Regions from separate parts of the Homo sapiens genome. Here region 2 is linked to region 1. Evidence: chromatin loops called from intact Hi-C (ENCODE). Cell type or tissue: HCT116. All regions are shown on one strand. Links, peaks and the distances in the headings refer to the core of each region. The heading gives the core; the rest is flanking DNA.

The links. Hi-C counts contacts between places; a loop is a spot of excess contacts. Peaks named below come from ENCODE experiments on the same cell type or tissue, not always from the same donor. Only the 100,000 strongest peaks of a DNase experiment are listed, where the experiment ranks them.
Region 2: it touches region 1 in a loop (2.3-fold over the local background); 19 of 110 quality-filtered maps call a loop at or near these places.

What each region holds. Positions count from the first base shown.
Region 1 is chr3:66,131,152-66,143,982 of GRCh38, reverse strand. It overlaps a transcript of SLC25A26 not described here. Among named protein-coding and RNA genes, the nearest start is that of SLC25A26, 83 kb to the left of the region's middle. In HCT116, for the core only: a CTCF peak has its summit at 5,136 (motif pointing right); DNase peaks (open chromatin) are centred at 3,033 and 5,192.
Region 2 is chr3:65,907,680-65,920,510 of GRCh38, reverse strand. The region is part of intron 1 of MAGI1 (membrane associated guanylate kinase, WW and PDZ domain containing 1); the gene reads left to right. All of the region lies in intron 1 of MAGI1-IT1 (MAGI1 intronic transcript 1), which reads left to right. MAGI1-AS1 (MAGI1 antisense RNA 1) reads right to left here. Exons shown (of 3, transcript NR_046575.1): 2 at 6,330-6,420. Among named protein-coding and RNA genes, the nearest start is that of MAGI1-AS1, 20 kb to the right of the region's middle. RefSeq lists a silencer at 4,663-4,957. In HCT116, for the core only: CTCF peaks have their summits at 5,383 and 5,587; no DNase peak of the experiment used is centred there.

The DNA.
Region 1 (12,831 bases), core at 1,947-9,946:
ACAAAGTGTGCAGTCTCTCAGGACACTGTGCCTACTTAGAAGGACTCCCCACTTGGTTTAAGGCTTTGCTGTTCTCATCTTAAAGTTATTAATTTTGTTTTTGAGACAGGGTCTTACTCTGTTGCCCAGGCTGGAGTGCACTGGCACGATCTCAGCTCACTGCAGCCTCTGCCTCCCAAGCTCAAGCAACCCTCCTATCTCAGCCTGAATAGCTGGGACTACAGGTGTGTACCACCACCCCCAGCTAATTTTTGTATTTTTTGTAGACATGAAGTTTTGCTATGTTGTCCAGACTGGTCTCGAACTCCTGGTCTCAAGCAATCTACCCACCTTGGCCTCCCAAAGTCCTGGGATTACAGGCGTGAACCACTGTTCCCAGCCAATAATTTTTTTTTTAAACGAGGGACCTCATTTGCATTTTGCATCACAAATTAGGTACCATTCCTGCTTATTGTTTATTGCCTTTCTCTTTGATATTAGAAATTAAGTTCCAGAAAAGGAGGGATCTGAACTTTTGGCTCAATAATTGTGTTGCCAGCACGTAGAGCACTACAGGGAACACTGCAGTTGCTCAGTAAGTATTTGTTAAGTTCAACAGAATTGTCACATGACCCAGCAATTTTGCTCATAGGTATATACCCAAAATAATTGGAAACAGGTGGTGAAAACCATACCTGTACACAAATGTTATACCAGCACTATTCACGATAGCCAAAAGGTAGAAACAACTTAAATGTCCATCAACAAATGAATAGATAGACAAATTGTGTTATGTTCATACAATGGATATAATGGATAATGGCAATTTTTTTTTTTTTATTATTCAGCCATGAAAGAAAATTGTAGGAGAGGAGAGATTTATTTTCTAACCCATTGCTAGGTTCATAGCTGAGGCGCTTGCAATAAAAGACAGCTTAGGCTGGGCACAGTGGCTCACATCTTAATCTCAGCACTTTGGGAGGCTGAGGCAGGAAGATCGCCTGAGGCCAGGAGTTCATGACTGGCCTGGTCAACATAGTGAGATCCCATCTCTACAAAAAATAAAAAGAAAGATTGGCCAGGCATAGTGGTGCTGCCTGTAATCCCAGCTACTCAGGAGGCTGAGGTGGGAGGACTGCTTGAGCCCAGGAATTTGGGGTTACAGCAAGCTAAGATCACACCACTGTACTCCAGCCTGGGTGACAGAGGCAGACCCTGTCTCAAAAAAAGAGAAAAAACAGCTTAACAAGAGAATAGCATACAAATTTTATGTGATATGGGAGACTTTTTAAATGAAAAACCAAAAAAACAGGGAAACCTATGCATTTTTGTGCTTAGGTTTGATGACAAATGGATAGTCAGGCAGCAGTACCATTGGACAAAAGGGGTGTAAACTGATAGTAATCAACTAGGGAGAATTTAGCAAGGCCTGTTTGTTCAGGTTCTTCTCCGAGTTCCTGTGTCCTTAGAGACAGGGCATTTTTCTCTGAGTATAGTGTGGCCATCTCTGGAATGAGGGCCTTATGCCCTACTTCAGGAGAAGATAAAAAAAAATTCTTTTATAGTCTACTTCAAAGGTGAAGGGTGGGAGGAAGGTCAGAGAGAACTTCCTGCTTCTGCAGTGTTCTCAAATGCCAAGGTGCCATATTTTAGGGTAGTGGGTCCTGAACACCATCAGAATGAAGTACTGATACTGATACATGCGATGGCCTGGATGAACCTCAAAAACATTACACTAAGTGAAAGAAGCCAGACACAAAAGATCATATCTTCCATGATTTTATTTACATGAAGTGTGCAGAATAGGTAAATCTAGAGAAGCAGAAAGCAGATTGGGAGTCACCCAGAGGCTGGAGTGGGGTTGGGGAGTAACTGCCAAATAGGTATGGGGTTTAATTTTGGAGTGATGAAAATGTTTCAGAATTGAAGACAGTGGCTGCACAATATTGTAAATGCACCAAATGCCACTGACTTGTTCACTTTGAAATGGTTAATTTGTGTTATGCAAGTTTCATCTCAATTTAAATAAAGGAAAGTGAAAATAAATAAATATTTGTTGAACTACATATTGATAGAACTTGTTTCAGAACTCTCTGCCATGACTAAATCTAAAGTATTCTTAATCCAGCCTAGGGCTTCAACAACTTCCATCCACAGCTTTGAGTCTGCAGGAAGAAAAGAATACATTCAAGACCGGCGCAGTGGCCCACGCCTGTAATCCAGTACTTTGGGAGGCCAAGGTAGGCAGATCAAGTTGAGGTCGGGAGTTCGAAACCAGCCTGGCCAACATGGTGAAACCCTGTCTCTAATAAAAAATACAAAAATCAGCTGGGTGTGGTGGCATATGCCTGTAATCCCAGCTACTCGGGTGGCTGACGTAGGAGAATCACTTGAACCCAGGAAGTGGAGGCTGCAGGGAGCCAAGATCATGCCACTGCACTGTAGCCTGGGTGACAGAATAAGACTCTGTCTCAAAAAAAAAAAAAAATTCACACTATTTCAAAGATTTGCTTTCATCAAGATGACACAGGACATCATTATCATCCTCATGACAATCCTATTTCTATTAGTTTTTTGTCTTATGCAATTATTTGAAAACTTTCTTTGGTAGGAGTTGAGTGTGGTGGTACATGGCTGTAGTCGCAGTTACTTGGGAGGCTGAGGCAGACATATTTCTTGAGCCCTCGAGGCCAGACCACATATGCAGCAAGACCCCAGCTCGAGAAAATTAGAAAAAAATATTTGGTAATTATTGAAGATGTACATGTAATTATAAAGAATTATACAGAGAGATCTCGTGTGCCCTTCACCCTGTTTCCCCCAATGCTAACAACTTGCAACACTATAGAATACTATGGCAACAAAGAAATTGACATAAATACAATCTGTCTACCTCATTTGGATTTCACTGTTTTACACGTGCTCATTTGCGTGTGTGTGTGTGTGTGTGTGTCCTGTTTCTATACTGAAGTGTAACAATAGCTCCTTTCAGTACTGTAGTCTGTTGACTAGTAAGAAATTTCAGAGAGCTGGTGGCACCACCACAGTAACCACAAGTAAGTGACCCAGAGCAGAAGTTAAAAGCAAGAAACATTTCTAAAGTCTTGCAAGGGACTTGGCAGTCCGGAACCTGTTAGTTCAATCATGCCTTTGACATTCACTTGACCCTTTTAGTACTGCAGTTGTTAAAAGGGCTGGCATGCATTTTGTTTAATTCAACAGATGGAGGGATGTGATACAGTAAGAATTCCTTCTGTCATCTGAGAAACTGGGAAATTTGAAAGTGTAAACATAGAGTGGTAGCATTAAAAAGACAGGTGCCGATAAGGTAGTTTTACTTATGAAGAATATTTGCTAGTCCTGCCTGCTAATAGATTTAACTTGGAACAGAAACCTCAGGTGAATGAACAGATTTACGGACATTTTCTAGTTTTTACCTCAGCGTGCATCCTGTATGTTAGTTGAATTCATTCGAAGGTTCTAGTGAATGATCCTTTCTGAAGTGCACTGGTTGAAGGATTAGAAATCCCATTTTGCCTACCTGGCTTCCACACCACCTTCCTGTGTTAGTAGCATGTGGATTTTTTCTTTGAGGAGCCACCCTCTCCTAGTCTAGCTGTCTTGGTGATGCTATCCACAAACTCCACCAACCCCTGCCCTAAACTCAGGGCTCACAGGATGAGCACATGACTCAACGGAATACACATTCCATTCTTCCACCTCTAATCATTGGTTCAGAAAAGGCGCATATCCAAAATTGGTCAAGAGATGTAATTCCTGATCTTTTGCTAGAATAACAAAGAACCTCTTTCCATTGTACTTGCAAGTGTTAATACATAGGCATGGAGCATCTGAACACCAGTAATGAGAGCATCCTGCAAATGAAGCCACCATGAAAGAGAACAGACCTGACAGCCATTCTGAGCACTAGAACCAGCCATACCTGAAGCTCTGATCTCTCAGTTCCATGAGCCAGTAAGTTAGTAAGTTAATTACCTTTCTTGATGTGCTTAAACGAATGAGGTTTTTGGGTTTTTTGTCACCTACAACACCTTGAGAAGGATCAATAGCAAATAACATCTATTAGGTTAAGCTTGGGGCCATAAATCCTTAAACTAATTTAGTGTTTATGCTCTCATCATTCAATAATTCCCTTATCTTTTCATCTAGTCTGCATTACTGCCTGCAATAATTTGCCTGACCCACGGCTTTAGCGCTTAGTGTGAAAGAAGTAACTCAAGTAGAGTAAACAAATGACACTGTGAGTACATTAATGCTTCTGACCCTATAATGTCATCTTTTAAATAGGTTATGCATGTGTAACACTGCAGCCGACCATCTGTACTGCTTATCTAAGTTCTGTAATGAAATGGCCAGGGCCCTGTTTATTTATGTGATACAGGCAGCCTCCCTCTAAATCTAATTCAATCTTCAGTCACTGTTTTGTAGGCTAGGAGCTCTAATGACCGCGAAAGAAATGTGTGCTGCTTCAGATGATGCTATTAAAAGAAACTTGTTCCCAAAGAAATTTTTATCTCCTGATAGGGGGGAGCTAAATCACTATAAATTATGGAAAAGGAAATTGCAAATGTATCTTGCTTTCTTTTTATTGGAGGCATTGTTTTCTCACAACTGTCAAGTAGAGCATACACCTATTTTGAAAAGCTTTTAACAACTTTGAATTAAGCAAAAATGGAGAAATAAGAGGCTGCAGAATTAGAGAAGCTAATGCAACCCTGCTTTGCAAAGCAAAGGCAGGGTTTCACCATTCCTTTTTTATTCACAAATGGCACTATCAAGGAGGTGGGCGGGGTGGCACAGAAGGTGAAACAGAGAAAAGCAACAGCAAAATACAGTAAAGAGAAGTGAGATCATCAGGAGAATCATAAGAATCTTGAAAGGAAAAGCTGAGAACTTTAGAATTTCATTCTCCTGGGGCAGAGGAAAAGAGGATGGGGAGGGGAGGAGGACAGGAGGGGTGGGGCAGCAATTTGAATTCGTTTCAACTGAATAAGTAATCAATCAATCTACTCCTGTTAGTGTGAACTTGGATCTTATAAAAAAGAATCTCAAAAAGAATGACTGTTTGTCTTTCCTGTTCATCACGGGGGATTTCAGTGGACTCAGGACCATTACTATTCACATTAATCACACAGTGGCTGTGCTCAGCAAAGCCAGCAGAGGGAGTACAAGATTAATGGGTGGCTTCCAAGCTTTGCCAAGGAACCGATGCCCGTATCCAGGACCTCCCAATACGGTTTGTGAAGAGGAACCTCTGGCTCTCTCCCATGCCTCCTTCCTTAACTGCTTCCCTTCATCTCCCTCTTCCCCTACCCCAATACATCCCTACCCCCCCTCCCCCTGCATCAATCCTCCCACCAAATTGTCTGATTTGTCATTTGGAAACATTTTACCAGAGAATTCACAGGTTGACATTCTGTTGGCCAACCCCATGACAGATGGGAAAGAAAGGCCCCAATGTAGGTCAAACAATAAAAATCATGCTGGATGGATTTTGAGTGCCAAGCAAAATCTAACCTTAGGAGAAAATAACAGGTTGCAAAATTGCATGTGTACTAGGATCTCAAGTGTATAATATTTTTAATTATAGAAAAAAAGAGAAATTTATCAAATTAAGAATGGTTGCCCTGGAGTGTGATGTGTCTGAAGGGGGGTGAGATTTGTGGGATGATTTTTTTCTTCCTTCATTGCATATTTCCATACTTCAGATGTATACATTGTATACGATGTATACATTGAACAGCTTTGATCACCATAGGAAAAATAAAACATTATAAATGCCCATGTTTATTTTACGTGTTCACATGCAATACTCTCTGTTTAATAATGCCATAGAAAATGTTCATGTGGGCCGATCATGGTGGCTCATGCCTGTAATCCCAGCACTTTGGGAGGCTGAGGCGGGTGGATCACTTGAGGTCAGGAGTTCGAGACCAACCTGGCCAACATAGTGAAACCCCGTCTCTACTAAAAATACAAAAATTAGCTGGGTGTGGTAATGCACGCCTGTAATCCCAGCTGCTCTGGAGGCTGAGGTGGGAGAATCGCTTGAACCTGGGAGGCAGAGGTGGCAGAGAGCCAAGATTGGGCTACTGCACTCCAGCCTGGGTGACAGAGCGACACTGTCTCAAAAAACAAAAAAAAGAAAAAAGAAAATGTTCATGTGACTATACTAACTAGCTTTGCAAAGGAAAGAAGAAAACAAGCTCTTATGGAGTCCTAGGTGCTAGGAACTGTATTAGGAGTTGGGGGATAACAAGATGAGTTAGACACACTCTGACCTCAGGAAGCTCACAGTCACACAGAGCATCTTATTCCCTTCTCACAATGACTCTATGAGTGTCTTAGGCCATTCCTGCTGGTCTCACAAAATACCACCAACTAGGTAATTCATAAACTATAGAATTTTTTTTCTCACAGTTCTGCAGGTTGGGATGTTCAAGATCATAGTGTGGGGCTGGGTGTGGTTGTTCATGCCTGTAATCCCAGCACTTTGGGAGGCCAAGGATGGTGGATCCCCTGTGGTCAGGAGTTTGAGACCATCTTGGCCAACATGGTGAAACCCTGTCTCTACTAAAAATACAAGAAATTACCCAGGCCTGGTGGCAGGCCCCTGTAATCCCAGCTACTCGGGAGGCTGAGGCAGAAGAATTGCTTGAACCTGGGAGGCAGAGGTTGCAGTGAGCAGAGTTTGAGATCGCGCCATTGCACTCCAGCTCGGGCGACAAGAGCAAAACTCCATCTCAAAAAAAAAAAAAAAAAAAAGAAAGAAAATCACAGCATAGGTAGATTTGGTGTTTGGTGAAGGTCTGTTCCATAGATGGTGATTTCTCATGGCATCCTCACATGGTGGAAAAGGTGGCAGGAAAGAGCTCACATCTATTAGTCAAGCTATTTAATTAATGATTTCCTTTATCTCAACTGATTTTTAACTGAACTTTATTTTAAAAGAAGCTTTGTGCTATTATCATAAATGCAAATCAGAATTATTTTCAATAAATAAGAGATAACCATAAAGTAAGCAAAATAAAAACAAAAATTTATATACTATTGTTGAGGAAGCTCCAACTCTCTTTGTTAAGCTCTCTCTTTGTTATGAAAGGGAGACTAGCAAGTATGAGAGGGACATAGCACCTCACTGAGGCTTTCTTCTTGAAATAAACAGAAGGTCTTAACAAGTCCTGAAAGGGAAAAGCTTTGTATACAATTTAATGCATACTGTAAATGACATGGAGGCTTTGAAAACACAGTACTACTTGATGCAAAGCCAAGAGAAATATCCCAGTCAAAGCAGAAGAGAGAAACCTAGCGGCTGAAAGCCAGAGCTTAGGTGAAAGAATGTATAAATCAAATTTCACTACCATGATTGTTTTGGAAATATAAGCATCAACTGGAACATGAAACTAAAAGCCATCTTTTAAAATACAAAAATGTTATTTCTTAGTGACGAGACAGTGCAATGAGTTAGAATACCATTTTAGAAATGAAATAGACATGGATTCAAATCCAGCTAAGCTATTTATTACATGCTCACCCTGTTTTTCTCCAAACTTCAATGTCTTCATCTATAGGCCAATGGAGAGTGATAAGTAGTTTTTAATTATAAACTGGCCATTTGTGTATCTTAGGTTAAAGGATAATTTTCCCAAAAAGGTAAAATCATGACTATCATATAGACATAAAATGAACATCTGGAATACATTTTATTTAACTCATTACTAATGAGTGAACCACCGAAATGTTATCATTCATTCAAAGGAGAAGTCCAACAGCAGATACATATATAGATGGGAACACTGAAATAAATTTGCAAGTAGACACAAAACTGTTTATTTCCACAATAAGAGAGGAAAATCAGTTGACTGTCCGCAGGACAGAATTTCCTTGCATGATTATGAACAAGAAATATTTGCATTACTATTAGTTTTATCATCAATTTCTGAATTGTTGTGATCAATACAGAAATCTATAGTAAAACACTTTTCAAGTTAACTTCTATCTCAACAGACTTGTAAAATAGCTTAGCCAAAGACCAAGATGTATATCCCTGTAGGATTACGTGGTCTCTAAAGACAGGTATTTCATTGAAAGAATATCCAATGTGAATATTCCAAAAGAATATCTCTTTTATTTATTCCAAAGTCTTAAATTTTGCCTTATACTTATGTTAAGACTGGATCTGTAAAACTTACCTTTTTACTTTATTTTTTTATTGAGACAGGGTTTTGCTCTGTTACCCAGGCTGGAGTGCAGTGGTGCCATCAGGGCTCACTGAAGCCTCAACCTCCCAGGCTCAAGAGAGATCCTCCCACTTTAGCCTCCCAAGTAGCTGAGATTACAAGTACATGCCACCATGCCCACCTAATTTTTTATTTTTGGTAAAGAATAGGTCTCACTTTGTTGCCCAGTCTGGTCTCAAACTCGTGAGCTCAAGCAATCTACCTGCCTTGGCCTCCCAAAGTGCTTAGAATACAGGCATGAGCCACTGTACCCAGCCAATTGTTCACAATTAACAATTGTTCACATTAAAATATTGCCAACATTAATGATTCTGTAATACTGTGATTAACTAATTGGAGAGATGGAATACATGAACTTTAAGGCCGCTTCAAATTCTACAACTGTAGGATTTGAGCATGTAACGTATTACAATGTTTATATTTTACTAAAGCTAAGTTTCAGAAAGATTAGGAGTAAATTGAAAATCGCCCTGAAACAAAGTTAAAAACATTTCTGAAATTCAAATGTAAGTTAATTAAAAGTTGATAATACAAAAACAAAATTAAAAACAATTTTCAGTAAAATTTGAACTTTATAAAACCAGGCTTTTCCTTATTTAAGAAATATTGACAGGCCGGGCATGGTGGCTCACTCCTGTAATCCCAGCTCTTTGCGAGGCCAAAGTGGCTGGATCACCTGGGGTCAGGAGTTCGAGACCAGCCTGACCAACATGGTGAAACCCCGTCTGTACTAAAAATACAAAAATTAGCCCGACATTGTGGTAGGTGCCTATAATCCCAGCTACTCGGGAGGCTGAGGCAGGAGAATCGCTTGAACCTGGGAGGCAGAAGTTGCAGTGAGTCGAGATCACGCCATTGCACTACAGCCTGGGTGACAAGAACAAAACTCCGTCTCAAAAAATAAAAAAAAAAATAAAGGAAAGAAAAGAAATATTGACAAAGGATGACAACTGTCAAAGAAGAAAAGTGACAAAATCTCCAACTCAGTGTCCTGATCAATATGGAAATTGATGGCAAAACATTTCCAAGACTTTTTCCAAAGACATGGACATGATTTTTAGTGATTTTTAAGTCATTCCTTTGCAAGTCCTTAAACGCTATTTCAATAACAAAAAGTACTGTTTTATAGTGAGAAAGGTAACTAAAGATACATTCTCTAAGCAATTAAGGTAACTTGAGGGTGTTTGGAAGTTGATTTCTTAATTTCATCGTGACTCAAACTCAGATTTCCAGTGAAGTTCTGCAAGTCTGTCAACATTTTCCCACTGGCCCCAGATTGGCTGGTTCTTATTTTTGGTGCGGGGGCACTTCTCTGTGACAAACACACAACTCAATGATTCTCTCTTCGCCATTTATACCACCCAAGCCCTCAGATAAACTTAGTGAACCCAGCAAAGGAATTCAAATAACATTTCCTTCTATTCACAAAAACTTCAACTTTTATGTTCAGTAATTAATGGTGCTGTGTAACCAGGGCTAACATTACAAAATAAGGGCAGTTATTATTTACTGCGGCCATGTAATAAAGTGTCAAAGGTTATCACAACAGGATATCTGTGTTTAAATGGAAAGAGATAAAAAAGACCAAGTCAAACTAGTTATCCCTGTTTTGTTTTTCCACTGGAGGGAAGTCTGTTAAAATAACTTCTAAATAGCTAAGTTGCAGTCTCAGCACAAATAGAAACTTTAATGTTCTAGCCCTTCTTTCCTTCCAATTGTGGGTGGCGCTGAGTATTAGAAATAAATCTAATTGAGTACCTGCAATGTGAAGATGCATTTTCTTTGCGTCTTTTCATGATCTGTATGTAGTACGCATTTTCATTCCATCTTATAGAACGAGGGTAGCTAAGTTCTAGAAGCAATCTGGAAACAGATGTGATGAGCCCGTGTTAATGGCTGGGCAACCATGAGCATGAACTTCATCAGGGCTCCACTCGAACCGCCTTCTCTCTGCTTTCAACTCATGGCCTTGCTTTCTCAGATCCCGCTACCATTTCTCAATATAATTCTAACTGCCATCATCTCAGCCCTTCATCCTTGTATTTATGGAAAGAGGTACAGCTTTTGGAAAACCACTGATTCCTCTCCCTGGGCTGATAGATGAAGACAGGGAAGCTCTGAGAGCTTCAGGTTACATATACAGTCATGTGTTGCTTAACCACCAGGATACTCTTCTGAGAAACGCATCATTAGGGGATTTCATCCTTGTGCAAGCAACATGGAGTGTAAGTTACACAAACCTAGCTAGTATAGCCAACTACACGCCCAAGCTATATGGTGTAGCCTATTGCTCCTAGCTACCAAACCTGTACAGCATGTGACCGTCCTGAATACTGTAGGCAACTGCAACATAGTGGTAAATATTTATGGATCTAAACATGAAAACAGAAAAGCTACAGTAAAAATATGGCATGAAAGCTCAAAACTGTCCACCTGTATAGGGTACTTACCATGAACAAAGCTTGCAGAACTAGAAGTTATTCTGAGTGAGTCAGCGAGTGAGTGGTGAGTGAATGTGAAGGCCTAGGATGTGACTGTACACTACTGTAGACTTTATAAACACTGTACACTTAGGCTACACTAAATTTACTTTAAAAGTTTTCAGGATGGACAGCAGGAAGAGAGTGAGGATCAAAAACCCACCTATCGGGTACTATGCTCATTATCTGAGTGACAAAATAAACTGTACACCAAAGTCCTGAGACATGCAATTTACCCATGTAACAAACCTGCACATATACCTTCTGAACTTAAAAGTTGGAAAGAAAAAAAAAAAGGAACTGAATAGATGTGAGTTTAAATCCAATTAACCATTTATTATACAGTCAGGCACCCCATAATGATGTTTTGGTCAATGATAGCATATAAAACAGTGGTCCCATAAAGATTATAAAGGAGTATAAAGAAAACCTATTCTGTTTTCTTTCTTCAATAATAAATTAACCTTAGCTTGCTGTAACATTTTTCCTTTTGAAACTTTTTAATTTTTTAAACTTTTGACTCTTTTGTAAAAACACAACTTAAAACACAAACACATTGTACAGCTGTACAATTTTTTTTCTTTATATCTTTACTCTGTATTTTTTTCTATTTTTGAAATGTTAAATTTTTTTTTTTTTGAATTTTGTTGAAAACTAAGACAAATACATACATTAGCCTAGGTCTACACAGTCAGGATCATCAGTATCACTGCCTTCCACCTTCACATCTTGTCCCAGTGGCAGATCTTCAGTGGCAACAATAAGCATGGAACTGTCACCTCCTACAGGGACAATGCCTTCCTCTGGAATACTTCCTGAAGGACCTGCCTGAGGCTGTTTTACAGTTGATTTTTTTTTTTTTTTTTTTTTTTTTTTTTGAGACGGAGTCTTGCTCTGTCGCCCAGGCTGGAGTGCAGTAGCAAAATCTAGGCTCACTGCAACCTCCGCCTCCTGGGTTCAAGTGATTCTCCTGCCTCAGCCTCCCGAGTTGCTGGGACTACAGGCATGAGCCACCATACCCGGCTAATTTTTTTTGTATTTTTAGTAAAGACGGGGTTTCACCATGTTAGCCAGGCTGGTCTCGAACTCCTGACCTCAAGTGATCCATCCGCCTCGGCCTCTCAGAGTGCTGGGATAACAGGCATGAGCCACTGCCCCAGACCAACTTATTTTTTATATATGTAAGTAGAAGAATGAAGCCAGGCACAGTGGCTCACGCCTGTAATCTCAGTAGTTTGGGAGGCCAAGGTGGGCAGAGCACTCGAGGTGAGGATTTTGAGACCAGCCTGGCCCACATGGTGAAACCCCATCTCTATTAAAAATACAAAAATTAGCCAGGAGTGTTGGTGCACACTTCTAATCCCAGCTACTTGGGAGGCTGAGGCAGGAGGATTGCCTGAACCCGGGAGGCGGAGTTGCAGTGAGCCGAGATCTCACCACTGCATTCCAGCCTCGGTGACAGAGCAAGACTCCGTCTCAAAAAATAAAAAATTATCATATCCTGTAAATATCTAAACCAGTAATGTAGTCGTTTATTATCAACTATTATGTACTTTACATAATTGTATGTGCTGAAGTTTTATACAACTAACAGTGCGGTAGGTTTGTTTACACCAGCATTACCATAAACTTGGGAGTAATGCATTGTGCCATTGATGTTAAAGGCTAGTCAATAGGCAATAGGAATTTTTCATCTCCTTTATAATCTTTATGGAACCACCGTTTTATACACTATCTTTCGTTTACCAAAACATCATTATGAGGTTCATGACCGTATAATCAATGCTTAATTGGATTTAAACCCACATCTATTCAGTTTCTAAGTTGATGCCTTCTCCCTTATGCATTACCTCCTTATTGAAAAATAAGCTTGTATTCTTTTTAAAATTGACTTTACGGACAGGTGTGGTGGCTCACGCCTGTAATCTCAGCACTTTGGGAGACCGAGACAGGCAGATCACCTGAGGTCAGGAGTTTGAGACCAGCCTGGCCAACATGGCAAAACCCTGTCTTTACTAAAAAATACAAAAATTAGCCGGGTATGGTGGTGCATGCCTGTAATCCCAGCTACTCAGGAGGCTGAGGTGGGAGAATCGCTTGAACCCAGGAGG
Region 2 (12,831 bases), core at 1,983-9,982, 220 kb after region 1:
TGAATCTAGGAGAAGAGAGATTAGGTTTTCACCTGACACATGTATTATACCTTAAAAAGAGATGGTTCAGGATTAGAAATTCATACGGTGTTTGTGTGTGACTGTCAGAATTTGATGGAAGATCCAATATGTTCTGTTCCCCACTGCTTAAAACTAAAAAGAAGATAATTTTAGAGCCCTTGTTTTTTAATATCACTGTTTTTAATGACTATCACAGGGGTCTTTGAGAAATTGAGGGCACAGGTCGAGGTGTTTAGCTGGAAGGAAAAAATACAGCAGGATGCAGGTGGAAACCAGCTCTTTAAATAGATGGCTAATATGTGTAAATGAAGTTGGCCAGATTCTGTGTGGGCCCTAAAGGATGTGAACAGGACTGTTGTGGGTAATTTGTGATGTGCAAAACTCCCTAAAATAAGTGTGGCTGCCAAGAAATGTGGTTTGTTCACTGATTCAGAGCTTTCCAAGTCTAGTCTGGGTCATTGCGAGAAGTTTGTGTGAATTTAAACATCGGACCTGAAGTTAGACCAAGTGACCACTTAGATTTATTTCATTCCTGAGTTTCCAGGAATCTTAAGTTGGTGACCAATGGGATAAGATTGAAAAAAGTTAAAAGGGGTTAAGATGATGGAAGGTCTGTGATGTCTGGCTAAAACTGAGAGTTCTAGTGTTCAAAGCAGTAGTTAGATATCAGGAAGCAGGCTGACAGACTGTATGAGAGAAATTATTCCAGCCGTGTATAATGGTCACTGTTAACAAAGCCTCGAATGGGGGAACGTTGCCTTTTTCTAACTTGAAAAATGTGAGAGAGAGAGAGAGAGAGAGAGAGAGAGAAGGAGAGAGAATGAGAGAATGAAAATATATCCAAGTTACCTCCTGATACCTTCTCTTGTGTAAGCATTTTTTGTTTGTTTCTTTTTTGTTTGTTTGTTTTTTCTTTTTGTTTTTTTTTGAGACAGGGTCTTGCTCTGTCACCTGGGCTAGAGTACAGTGGCACAACTGTAGCTCACTACAGCCTCAAACTCCTGGGCTCAAGAGATCCTCCCCCTTAGCCTCCCAAGTAGCTGGGACCACAGGAGCGTGCGCCACTCCTGGCCAATTTAAAAATTTTTTTGTAGAGATGGGGTCTCCCTGTGTTGCCCAGGCTGGTCTCAAACTCCTGGGCTCAAACGATCGTCCTGCCTTAGCTTCCCAAAGTGCTGGAATTTACAGGCATGAGCCATTACATCTGGCCCTTGTGTAAGCATTTTGGAGGTTAAGAAGTAGAAAATCAAATTGTTTTTACATTTATAACTTCAGAATGAGAAGTCAGCATTTTGTCTCCTGGGGGGAAAGCTCCCTCAAATTCAATGAAATTAGTTTAGTGTTCTCCAAAGGAAAAGCCAGTGAAATTCTGTTGAGCAAGGATCATGAAAACTGATAGTCTTCAGTCTTCACAGATCAATGTTAACCATACTATCTGGTTTCATGTGTAGTGAGTGCCCTTGTGGGCACAGTATTGTTTCCCAGAATAATTTGGGATTCCAATTTTATACCCTTTTGGCTAGTTTACATTTTGTTTTGTTTGTTTGTTTTTTTTTTGAAAATGAGGATTATTATCCTTCCTTGAGAAAAACAGATCACTCTGCAGTATAATTGAACTCCTCTTAACTTTTTGTAAGCATTCTCCTTAACTTGCATTTATTTGTTGGTAGGGATAATTTGAAGAGAAGAGCATTTTAAATTCTTTGAATTTAAGCAAACAATAATTTTAAGCTGACCTGCGTAGTCACCAAGCAATAGGATGAAAACAACTCATTTGTTGGCAAAAGAAATCAGTTTAAGAATGTTGTGGAGGCCGGGCGCGGTGGCTCACACCTGTAATCCCAGCATTTTGGGAGGCCAAGGCAGGCGGATCATGAGGTCACGAGATTGAGACCAGCCTGACCAACATGGTGAAACCCCATCGCTACTAAAAATACAAAAATTAGCTGGGCGTGGTGGTGCACACCTGTAATCCCAGCTACTCGAGAGGCTGAGGCAGGAGAATTGCTTGAACCTGGGAAGCAGAGGTTTCAGTGAGCCGAGATCGCGCCATTGCACTCCAGCCTGGTGACAGAGCGAGACTCCGTCTCACAAAAAAAAAAAAAAAAAATGTTTTGGAGCAAGAGTATAATGCACAGGTGAATATATGTTCCCAACCCCAGATTTTTAACCAAGAGAAGCAAAAGTAGAGTGCAGAAAATTGACCTGAGAGAGTTATGTAAGTTTCTTCTTAAACTACAGATGCCCTTCTAGGTATTTAATAAAAATGCTTAATGATAGGAATTCATGTTTACTGATTCTGACCCTACCTCAGTGTGTAGATATTCTCTTTGTAACTGTAAAATTAGTTTCATTCTTTTATTTTTCTGAGTAGCTGTTTAAAAACAATAGACTTCGTTAGAGCATTTTTAGATTCACAATAAAATTGAGAGGAAGGTACAAAGATTTCCTATGTACCCTCTGCTTCCAGCCTGTGCACAGCCTCCCCCATTATCAACGTCCCCCACCAAGGTGGTACATTTGTTACAATTGATGAACCTACATTGACACATCATTATCACCCAAAGACCTTAGTTTACATTAGGGTTCATTCTTGGTGTTGTACATTTTATAGGGTTGAACAAATATGTAATGACACGTGTCCACCATTATAATATACAGACTAGTTTCACCGCCTAAAAATTCTTGGTGCTCTACTTATTTATCTCCCCACTCCCCTAACTTTTGATCTTTTTACTGTCTCCATCGTTTTGCCTTTTCCAGAATGTCAGATAATTGGAATCATATAGTATGTAGCCGTTTCACATTGGCTTCTTTCACTTAGCACTATGCATTTGTAAGTTTCCTCCATGTGTTTTCATGGCTTGATGGTGTGTTTCTTTTTAGTGTTGAATCATATTGCCTTGTCTAGATGTACCATAGTTCTTTTATCCATTCATTTACTGAAGGATGACTTGGTAATTGCACATAAAGCTTTTATAAACTTTCATGTGCAGGTTTTTGTGTGGACATAAGTTTTCAACTCCTTTGCTGAATACCAAGGAACATGATTGCTAGCTAGATTGTGTGGTAAGATTATGTTTAGTTTTATAAGAAACTGCCAAACTGTCTTCCAAAGTGGCAATATAATTTTGCATTCCCACCAGCAGTGAGTGAGAGTTCCTGTTGCTCCATATCCTTGTCAGCATTTGGTGGTGTCAGTGTTTAGGATTTTGGCTTTGCTAATAGGTGTGTAGTGGTATCTCATTGTTGGTTTTATTTTTCAATTTCAAAAGTGCTACTAGTGATGTAGAAGGATAGAGGAGAAAGGAAACCCTGTAGCCCCATGTAACTCCTCATCCTTTAGAGTTAATGGTATAATATGTATCTTTCTAGATGTTTCTCTCTTTATGTGTAAGAAGGTGGAAATGTCTAAGGATAAGCTTAAGAAATAAAAACAGATTATTTCAATTACCTTTGACATTATAAATTTAAAATATAAGAAAACACCTGGCAGTCCAGACAAATTTTTAAAGAAGTCAAAGTTAACTTTTTTGGACCATTAATATATTACGTGTATGATTATCCAAGATTTTAAAAAGTATACAATGAGAACAGTAGAACTTATCCCTGACAACTGTCTTCTCCTATCCTCATTATTTCATTATTTGGTTTCTCTGGAGGTAGTGGCAGGGTGTGTGTGTGTGTATGTGTGTGTGTGTGTGTTAGTGTGTGTATGATACATGTACTTAAGTAAGAAATTCATGTATATAGGCCAGGTGCAGTAGCTCACATCTGTAATCTCAGCACTGTGGGAGGCGATTGTGGTTTGGCTGTGTCCCCACCCAAATCTCATTTTTAATTGTAGCTCCCATAATTCCCATGTGTTGTGGGAGGGAGCTGGTGGGAGATAATTGAATCATGGAGTGGTTTTTCCCATTCTGTTCTTGTGGTAGTGAAAAAGTCTCACAATATCTGATGGTTTTATAAGGGGTTTCCTCTTTCACTTGGCTCTTATTTTCTCTCTTGTGTGCCACCACGTAAGGTGTGCCTTTCGCCTTCTGCCATGATTGTGAGGCCTCCCCAGCCACATGGAACTGTGAGTCCATTAAACCTCTTTTTCTTTATAAATTATCCAGTCTTGGGTATGTCTTTATCAAGCAGCATGAGAACAGACTAATACAATGGCTGAGACGGGAAGATCACTTGAGGCCAGAAATTTGAGATCAGCCTAGCTATCATGGCGAAACCCCGTCTCTACTAAAAATACAAAAAAACTGGTTGGGTGTGGTGGCATGTGCCTGCAATCCCAGCTTCTTGGGAGGTTTAGGCATGAGAATCGCGTCAACCCGGGAGGCAAAGGTTGCAGTGAGCTGAAAATGTGCCACTGCGCTCCAGCCTGAGCAACAGAGCAAGACTCTGTCTCAAAAAAAAGAAAAGAAAGAAATAGATGAATATATATATATAATATACTGTGTATTGAATATTATAAATTATATGTATATAAATATATACATATTATATATATTCACATTTTATATATGTATCATATAAATGTATATGTATTTCTTACACAGAAATGATAATAAATACACAAATTTGCATCTTGCTTTTTCAACATAAATCAAAGCTTGATTCACTAAGTTGAGTCCTTTTTTCAGGGTTATTTATTTTTAGAAATAAGGAAGCACAAATGAACTGCTTTGTCCATAGAGAGGAAAGCCAGGAAGTATAAAATGCCATTAGTTACCTGATAGTCATCATTTTACCAAGCAAAGAGAAGGCAGTTTTCAGGAAAGCATATGGAATATGGCTCTTGATGGAACTACGTGCCACTTGAAGGATACACTGGATAACCCAGAGGGATGATTCACAACCAGTGCAGCTGTAAACTTTTCTTTTAATTAGGTAGGAAGCACCTGTGTGTTATTCATCGTTTTTCCTCTTCCCAGTCCAGTCTCTTCAGGGATTTTAAAAAAAGAAAAAGACCCAAACAATTTGGAATTTAAATTTTCTGTAGGAGAAAGCAGCCAGTGTCTAAAAAGGGGCAAGTGTGCAGATCATCTGCTGGAAGACAAGGTGAGAAGAGTAACTTGAACGGGTGTGAATTTTAGAGGGCAAATGACTGTGCACATTGCAAGGTGTTTGGCATGGAGCGATGTGTTAGCATCCCGTTGGTGTTTGGATTTATGCTTCTGAATTGAGTATTTAAAAATATTTAACAGAATTAATGCTAAATATGTACAAGCTGCTGTTCAAATGTGAACAGTCCTAGCATTTGTATCTCCTGTGGGCTCTGAGCATTACCATGAGATGGCACCAGCATCCTTTCATGACCTCTGTGTGGCAAGAGGCTAAGTGAGACTGGTCATATGATTAGCAGTTTCTTGCAAGGGACTGATCAACATCATTTACCACACAATTTGCCTAAGAGATTGACTTTGTCCTTGAATGAGTTGTTCTAAATGTGCATTATAATGCTAGCCTAAATATGCTTTGTAAAAAAATTATCAACTATCATTTATTGAGTGCCTACTACATGCTGAGAGCTTTACAAATTTATTCCTGTGTAACTTTCACTACTATCCCAAGGGGGTGCTATTATCTTCATTTTATAGATGGGGAAGTTGATGCTCAGAAAAGTAACATATCTTACCCGAGGTCATGCAGCAGGTTACTCTAAGCAATTGAACTCTGTTGTACAGTGCTGAAACCCTTTGTATATGTACATATATCCTGTAAATATCCATCCACCATAAGCAAATTTGTTTGGCACATTTGGGTTGATACTGTTCTCAACTTTGTGATTTGTAAATTTAATATGCTTATTAGGCATTTGTCGAACATTAGGCTCAAATCCTCTTAAGGATGGTGGCCTTCCCAGAGCTCTCAAACTGGTAGCCTGTGGGCTGGATTTGGACTGCACCTGTTTTGTTTTGTCTGAGGGGAGCTAGAGTCAGCACTGTGTTTTAATTGAATTGAGCGTGAATGCCTTGAGGCTTGGCTTGAACTCTCAGGTCCCCTCTTAGTCTCCATAATTCTCTACTTTTTCAGACATTGTCTGCTTCACTAGTTGAGGTTATCTGCATGGCCCCTGATGGCATTTGAATTTGTGATGAAACCAGGAAGTACCCCAGTTTGAATGTGTTCATTTGTGGGTTCAGATTAATTAGTTAACAGATCGATCTTTGTTCTGAAATAAATGTTGCTGGATTTATGTTGCTCACTATGCAACAGAGAGTTGACTTTTTTTTCCAGGCTTTTCACAGGAGGCCCTCTGTTGGTAGAAGTCCCCGCCGGGTTTATGCTGGCTGAGTATGTATGCTGACCTGTGGATGTAGTCATATGGTGCATCTCTTGAAGGCTGATGTTTGGTTGATTGTAGTATGCCCTGAGGTGATTTTGATCATGAAGCTAAACCTAATGGAGAAAACATGAAAGCCAATTAGTTGTTAATAAGCATTAGGGGAGAAAGCAGGGTCTAAGATCCTCTTTTCTTCCTTCTTTGTCTCCCTTTGTCCTTTCTAATGGTCTCTCTGGGTTTAAAGCAATTGCTTTCTGGGTCCATGTGAGTGTTTTCTAAATTGCCAAGAATATTCAGGAGTGTTAGAACCCCTTGAATTGAAGATAAAGACCTTGGGATACACAGTCAGTGGTAGAATTCCTCCATGGTACTCTACTCACATTGCCTTCAAAAAATACGATATGTTCCGAAGGAATTTCTCCTCCCTGTATTTCCTCTGTTAACTGTCTTCTGCTGTGTTTTCAGTTTGTTTTCTGTGGAACACCTGCCTGAAGGATGCTCTTTGCAAATAAGTTTGCAAAATGCTTTTTATTCCAATACTTTGTTAGGGATTTGAAAGGCATCTCATGGTAAATGCTCCAAGCAGTACTGTGTTTAAGGAACCTGTTTTGCCCAATGCAGCATTTCCCAAATTAGTGAACTAACAGAACCCTTTCTGGAATCTCTCCTTTCTGAACACTACCTCCCCATCTTCCGAAACAACCTATACCTATTAGCTTTCTACAGGCCATACTTTGGGGTTGCCTCTCCCAAATTTAGGTCAGAATTTAGGTAGAAATTACCTGAAAGCATTGAACCATGTTTTGGATTTTTTGGGGGGGTTGGGGAGGAGGAATAATCCTAATTCCATCTAAATGCAATTTTGTCAAATATGAAAAAATGGTTCTCAAAGAATTGAACTTCATGGCTTGGAAGTGTTTATTTATTATTTTTTGTTTGTTTTTTGAGACAGTCTTGCTCTGTTGCTCAGGCTGGAGTTCAATGGCACAATCTCTGCCCACTGCAACCTCTGCCTCCTGGGTTCAACCTCCGCCTCCTGTGCCTCAGCCTGCTGAGTATCTGGGATTACAGGTGTGCACCACCACGCCTGGCTAATTTTTGTAGTAGGGTTTTCACCATGTTGGCCAGGCTGGTCTCGAACTCCTGACCTCAAGTGATCTGCCTGCCTTGCCTCCCAAAGTGCTGGGATTATAGGTGTGAGCCACTGCGCCCAGCCCCTTATGGCTTGGTAGTATTTAAAGAGATCAAACTAGATAAAAGTTTACTTTATTCTTCATGATGTCTGATAGGTTGTTTGCTGATATAGGTGCTGTGTCTGGTTTTCCTTTCATGACTTGTACCTAGTGTAGCTATTTATAGTGTATTTGACAAACTTTTCCACTTGTAGACTCAGGTAGGCCTGCTTGACCTCCTCTGGGGATATTTGTTAATGTCTTGTCAGAGTTGATAAAATTTTCCATGTTCATGCTTTCTTTTGATTCTCATAATAATCTTCTAAGGTAACTAAAAAAGAATCCTTATTTTCACATTTGATTAAGGAAGCTGGTCCTAAGAGATTAAGTCACTTGGTCAGGGTCTCTTGGTGAGGTACTTAAGTGAAATTGGTTTTCCAGGTGCTGGTCTTCCTTTTCCAAACTAATCCTACTTTGCGTGTGACCTGAAAAACATTTTTTTGTTACCTGTTTTTGTTTGTTTAAACATGTACTTGTTTATTAGACGAAACAGGGAGCCCAAATAAAACCAGATGTGAGCTGCTTTTAACCATCCCTGAATCGTAATGATCCATGTGTGAATTATCCCTTTGTAGCTAGTTTTTAATCCCAGACTGGGCTCTTCCAGTTTTTCAGCCTGCTGTTCAAGTCTCCCCAGCCCCTGACTTGGTTTTGTCAGAGCAGATTAGAGAGAAATTCTACAGTGCGAGAACACGATGTGTATGATTTAGGAAGCAGAACTCTTTTTTTTTTTTTTTTGAGATCAGAGTTTTCTTTGTTTTCCATTTACCTGAAGTAATGCATTGTTTCATTTAAACTTAAATAGCTTTCAAGATTGGGTTCATGAACATGTCAGTGGGCAGAGTTTCATATCTAGACTCGAGAGATGACAAAATAAATATGTCTAAGATAGAATTATTTTCACACCTGCCTTTTCCCTTTCAAGTTCTATCATCAGTGATTGAGAATTTAGGCTTTCAAGGGCACACTTGGATTTAAATCTCAGTTTGTCCATTTAGTAGCTGTGAATGCCCTTGGGCAAGTTAATCTCTTTGCCTTGGACTGGTTATCCTCCAAATGGGATAACCCTACCTATAATGAGGAATGAAATGCAGTAACGAACAGGAAGCCACTAAGCACAGTGCCTTACACAGAAACTTTAATAATAGATAAAAATATTTGTATCACCTTCTGGGTGCCAAGTTTGATGCTAGGAAATAATCCAATGGGCTATAAAAGTATGATTTGGTAATTTGTTTGGAGCATGGGTAAATGAAAACAGTAAGAATACATAATAGGCTTATATAAAAGTTTTGAAGAGAGAGCGGTTATGCTGTTGGGGTGTGGCTTTGAAGGGCTTAAAAATAATCAGGGGTGTTGAGTTTTGATCCCAAGGTTTAAGAATGACTTTAATAAGCATGCAAGTTAGGATATAGTTTGGTCCTAAGTGCAAAAAAAATCTACCCTGAATCCACCCTAAGCAGAAAATAAATTTGTTGTGAACAAACAATAGATACATGGAGCAGTTTACAGGATCTGAGAAACACCTGAAAAATGGGATCAGAAAGGTGGACGCTGGGCAGCTCTGGGGCTGCTGGTGGAGGGAGCTGAAGCCACATCTCTGTAGAGCGTCCCCCGGAGGATGAGCCAACTCCAACCCTTTTCTGTCTTTTTCTGCTTGAGATTCAAATTCCATGGACAAACGTTCAAATGTCCCAGTTTGAGTAAAATGTCTAAACCAGCCTATGGAGATAAGTTATTTTCATTTGACAAAACTGGGTTGCTTCTATCAGAAATGGGGAAAATAGATGTTGGATAGCAAAAGTCCACCATGTCCAGGCCAGGCGCTGTGGCTCACTCTTGTAATCCTATCACTTTGGGAGGCCGAGGCAGGCGGATCGCCTGAGGTCAGGAGTTCGACACCAGCCTGACCAATATGGTGAAACCCCGTCTCTATTCAGAATACAAAAATTAGCCGGGTGTGCTGGCGTGCACCTGTAGTCCCAGCCACTCAGGAGGCTGAGGCAGGAGAATCGCTTGAACCCAGGAGGCAGAGGTTGCATTGAGCCAAGATCATGCCACTGCACTCCAGCCTGGGCTACAGAGCGAGTCTCCATCTCAAAAAAAAAAAAAAAAAAAAGTCCACCATGTCTGAAAGAGGCCTCAAGGTAGACACCCATCTACTGTGTTGGATAGGTGATGAGCAGAGATTTAACTACTAGGTCAGGACCTTCATGTCGAGAAGTAAAATTAAAGAGGTATTTTGGGATTATGGCCTGAAAGTGATAGGAAGCTACTGTAGAGTTTTGATGGAGGTTGGGGGCACTCGTTTCTAACGCAGGATGTTTTAAGTAAGTAGTTCTTTAATAAGTAGTAGTGACTCTTTTCTCAGATTAGATGATCACTTTCCCAGCTATCTCATGCTTCCATGTCCTCCATCGTATCAGTGTTTGGCATGGTGCTGCCCCAACAACCACTTCGATTAGTATGTAAACAGGAAAGCCATTTGCAATGGTGGCGTACTTTATTGGTTGTTTTTCAGTGATTGATTTTCAAGGGTGCTTGTTTTTCCTCTGGAATATGCATTTGAAAGACTTGTGTATTTTCAACAGTACAGCATTGCATTTATCCTCATTTTTAAATGTGTTTTCATTGTGATAACTTTTTCATGGGGGGATAAAAGATCTTTTTCCAAATTTGAGATTCTCAATTATATCTATCTCTTAACAAAAGTACTCTGTAACTCTTCACTTTGGCAGCCTCAAATACTTAAACATGTTTATTGTTTTATATTCAGTTATTTAAGGTAATATTATCCAAACATAGACAGAAGGTTATGAGCTAGATGAGGGGTCCCCAACCCCCAGGTCATGGACTGATGCTGGTCTGTGGCCTGTTAGGAACTGAGCCGAACAGCAGAAGGTGAGCAGTGGGCAAGTGAGCATTACTGCCTGAGTTCCGCCTCCTGTCAGATCAGTGGTGGCATTAGATTCTCATTGGAGTGTGAACCCTGTTGTGAACTGCACATGTGAGGGATCTAGTTGTGCGCTCCTTATGAGAATCTAATTAGTGCCTGATGATCTGAGGTGGGACAGTTTCGTCCCCAAACCATCCCCCACCCCTGGCCCATGGAAATATTGTCTTCCACCAAACCGGTCCATGGTGCCAAAAAGGTTAGTGATCGCTGGTGTAGATACTATCTGGGTTTGATTATCTTGCTTGGAATCCCCACATCCCTGAAATAAAGCGGGCAGCAGCTAATTTACATTCTTTTCTTTTTACATTTTTTTAATTTTTGGGGATACAGGGTCTCACTCTGTCACTCAGTCTGGAGTACAGTGGTATGATCACAGCTCACTGCAGCCTTGACTTTTTGAGCTCAAGTGATCCTCCTGCATCAGCCTCCTGAATAGTTGGGATTATAGGCACCCACCACCACACTGGCCTAATTATTATTTTTTGAGACAGGGTCTTGCTTTGTCACCCAGGTTGGAGTGCAGTGGTGTGATCACGGCTCACTGCAGCTTCAACCTCCCAGGCTCAAGCCAGTCCTCCCACCTTGGCCTCCCAAGTAACTTGGACTACAGGCATGTGCCACAACACCTAGCTAATTAAACAATTTTTTTTTTTTTTGTAGAGATGGGGTCTCAACTTTGTTGTGCAGGCTGATCTTGAACTCCTGGGCTCAAGTGATCCTCCTGCTTCTGCCTTGCAAAATGTTGAGATTACAGGCATGAGCCACCATGCCCAGACTATATTAACTCCTTAAAGGTGGGCTATGGAAATAATGTTGATACTAGCCCTTCAGTGATGGTGTCAGTACGGGAAGAGAAAATTTATATACTTGAGTACATTTTGAGGGTAGCTTCATGAGGCACTGTGAGCAAAGGCTTCTGGTAATGAGAATACTCTACCTGGTCATAGACACACCTTAACTTGATTCCCAATTGTGCATGGAATTGGCATTATAAAAGACCATCCCTAGAAAATGGGTTATTTGATCACAACTAGAAGTCATTCTCTATATTTTAGAACCATAAATTTATGACTTTTATTAAAAAATTGACTCATGTCAGCATTACATGCTGAGAATAAGCAGACTTCTGAGTGTCTGCCCCACTGTGTTGCAGATTGAAATGTAGACTATGAGTGGTCATTATGGTTAATGACCAAGAGAGTCCTCTAATGATAAGGCATGCTGGAGAGCTGCCCCAGGAGTCTGTTAGAAAGGCTGATCCACATTTTCCAGAGGGGAAGTCGGCCAGGGAGTCCTAATATCCTTTACGCTGGACAGCTCAGATACTAGTTTTTACGTAGCTGATTTTTGCAACCTCACTTATTTCATGGAGAGAAAAATATAGAAGATGATTTGCAGGAATTAAAAGTTGTTTCATTCGGAAATAATAAGGATTGGCCGGGTGCAGTGGCTCACGCCTCTAATCCCAGCACTTTGGGAGGCCGAGGCGGGTGGATCACGAAGTCAGGAGTTCAAGACCAGCCTGGCCAAGATGGTGAAACCCTGTCTCTACTAAAATTACAAAAAATTAGCCGGGTGTGGTAGTGGGTGCCTGTAATTCCAGCAGAGAATTGCTTGAACCCGGGAGGTGGAGGTTGCAGTGAGCTGAGATTGCACCACTGTGCTCCAGCCTGGGTGACAGTGTAAGACTCTGTCTCGATTAAAAAAAAAAAAATTAAGGATTATTGTGGACAGTATTGGCAGAGAGAAGAGTGTTCAACACCAGGAAAAAGAGGTTGGTGTTTTGTTGTTTCGTAGACATTTTCTGCGTATACTACCTTTGAATGTTTCTTATTGTGTGGTGTATGTGAGCTAGCAAAATATTCAATATTTGATGTCTTCTGTTATTTTGGATTCATTTATAAGAACTTTTCCTTCAGGGCATGTTTGTTTATGAGTGGCGTTTGGTGTATTTCTTGTGTTAACTTTGATTCTTTTTTAGTTGTGTTCGTGTGGTATTTGCATGCTCCATGAATCGTAAGAATTTCAGATAATCATAAGCACTAGAGAGAAAGTGAAACAGAGGGATTCCACAGAGAGTGATGGAGCCGGGGTAACACGTGACAGGGGACATTTTAAGTTGAGACGCAAGTATGAGGCCAAGTCAGGCAAATGGATACTGGGAACAAGAATGTTTCCTAAAAAGCCAGTGACAAACACCAAGACTCTGAGGCAGGAACAAGCCTGAAAAGACCATCAGATGCTTGAGAAGGTAGTTGGGGTGGAGAAGGAATAGCCTCAGGCTCACAGGAGGTTACTGTGAAGTCACCTAGAGGGAGCTATGGCAACTCTGAATGAGA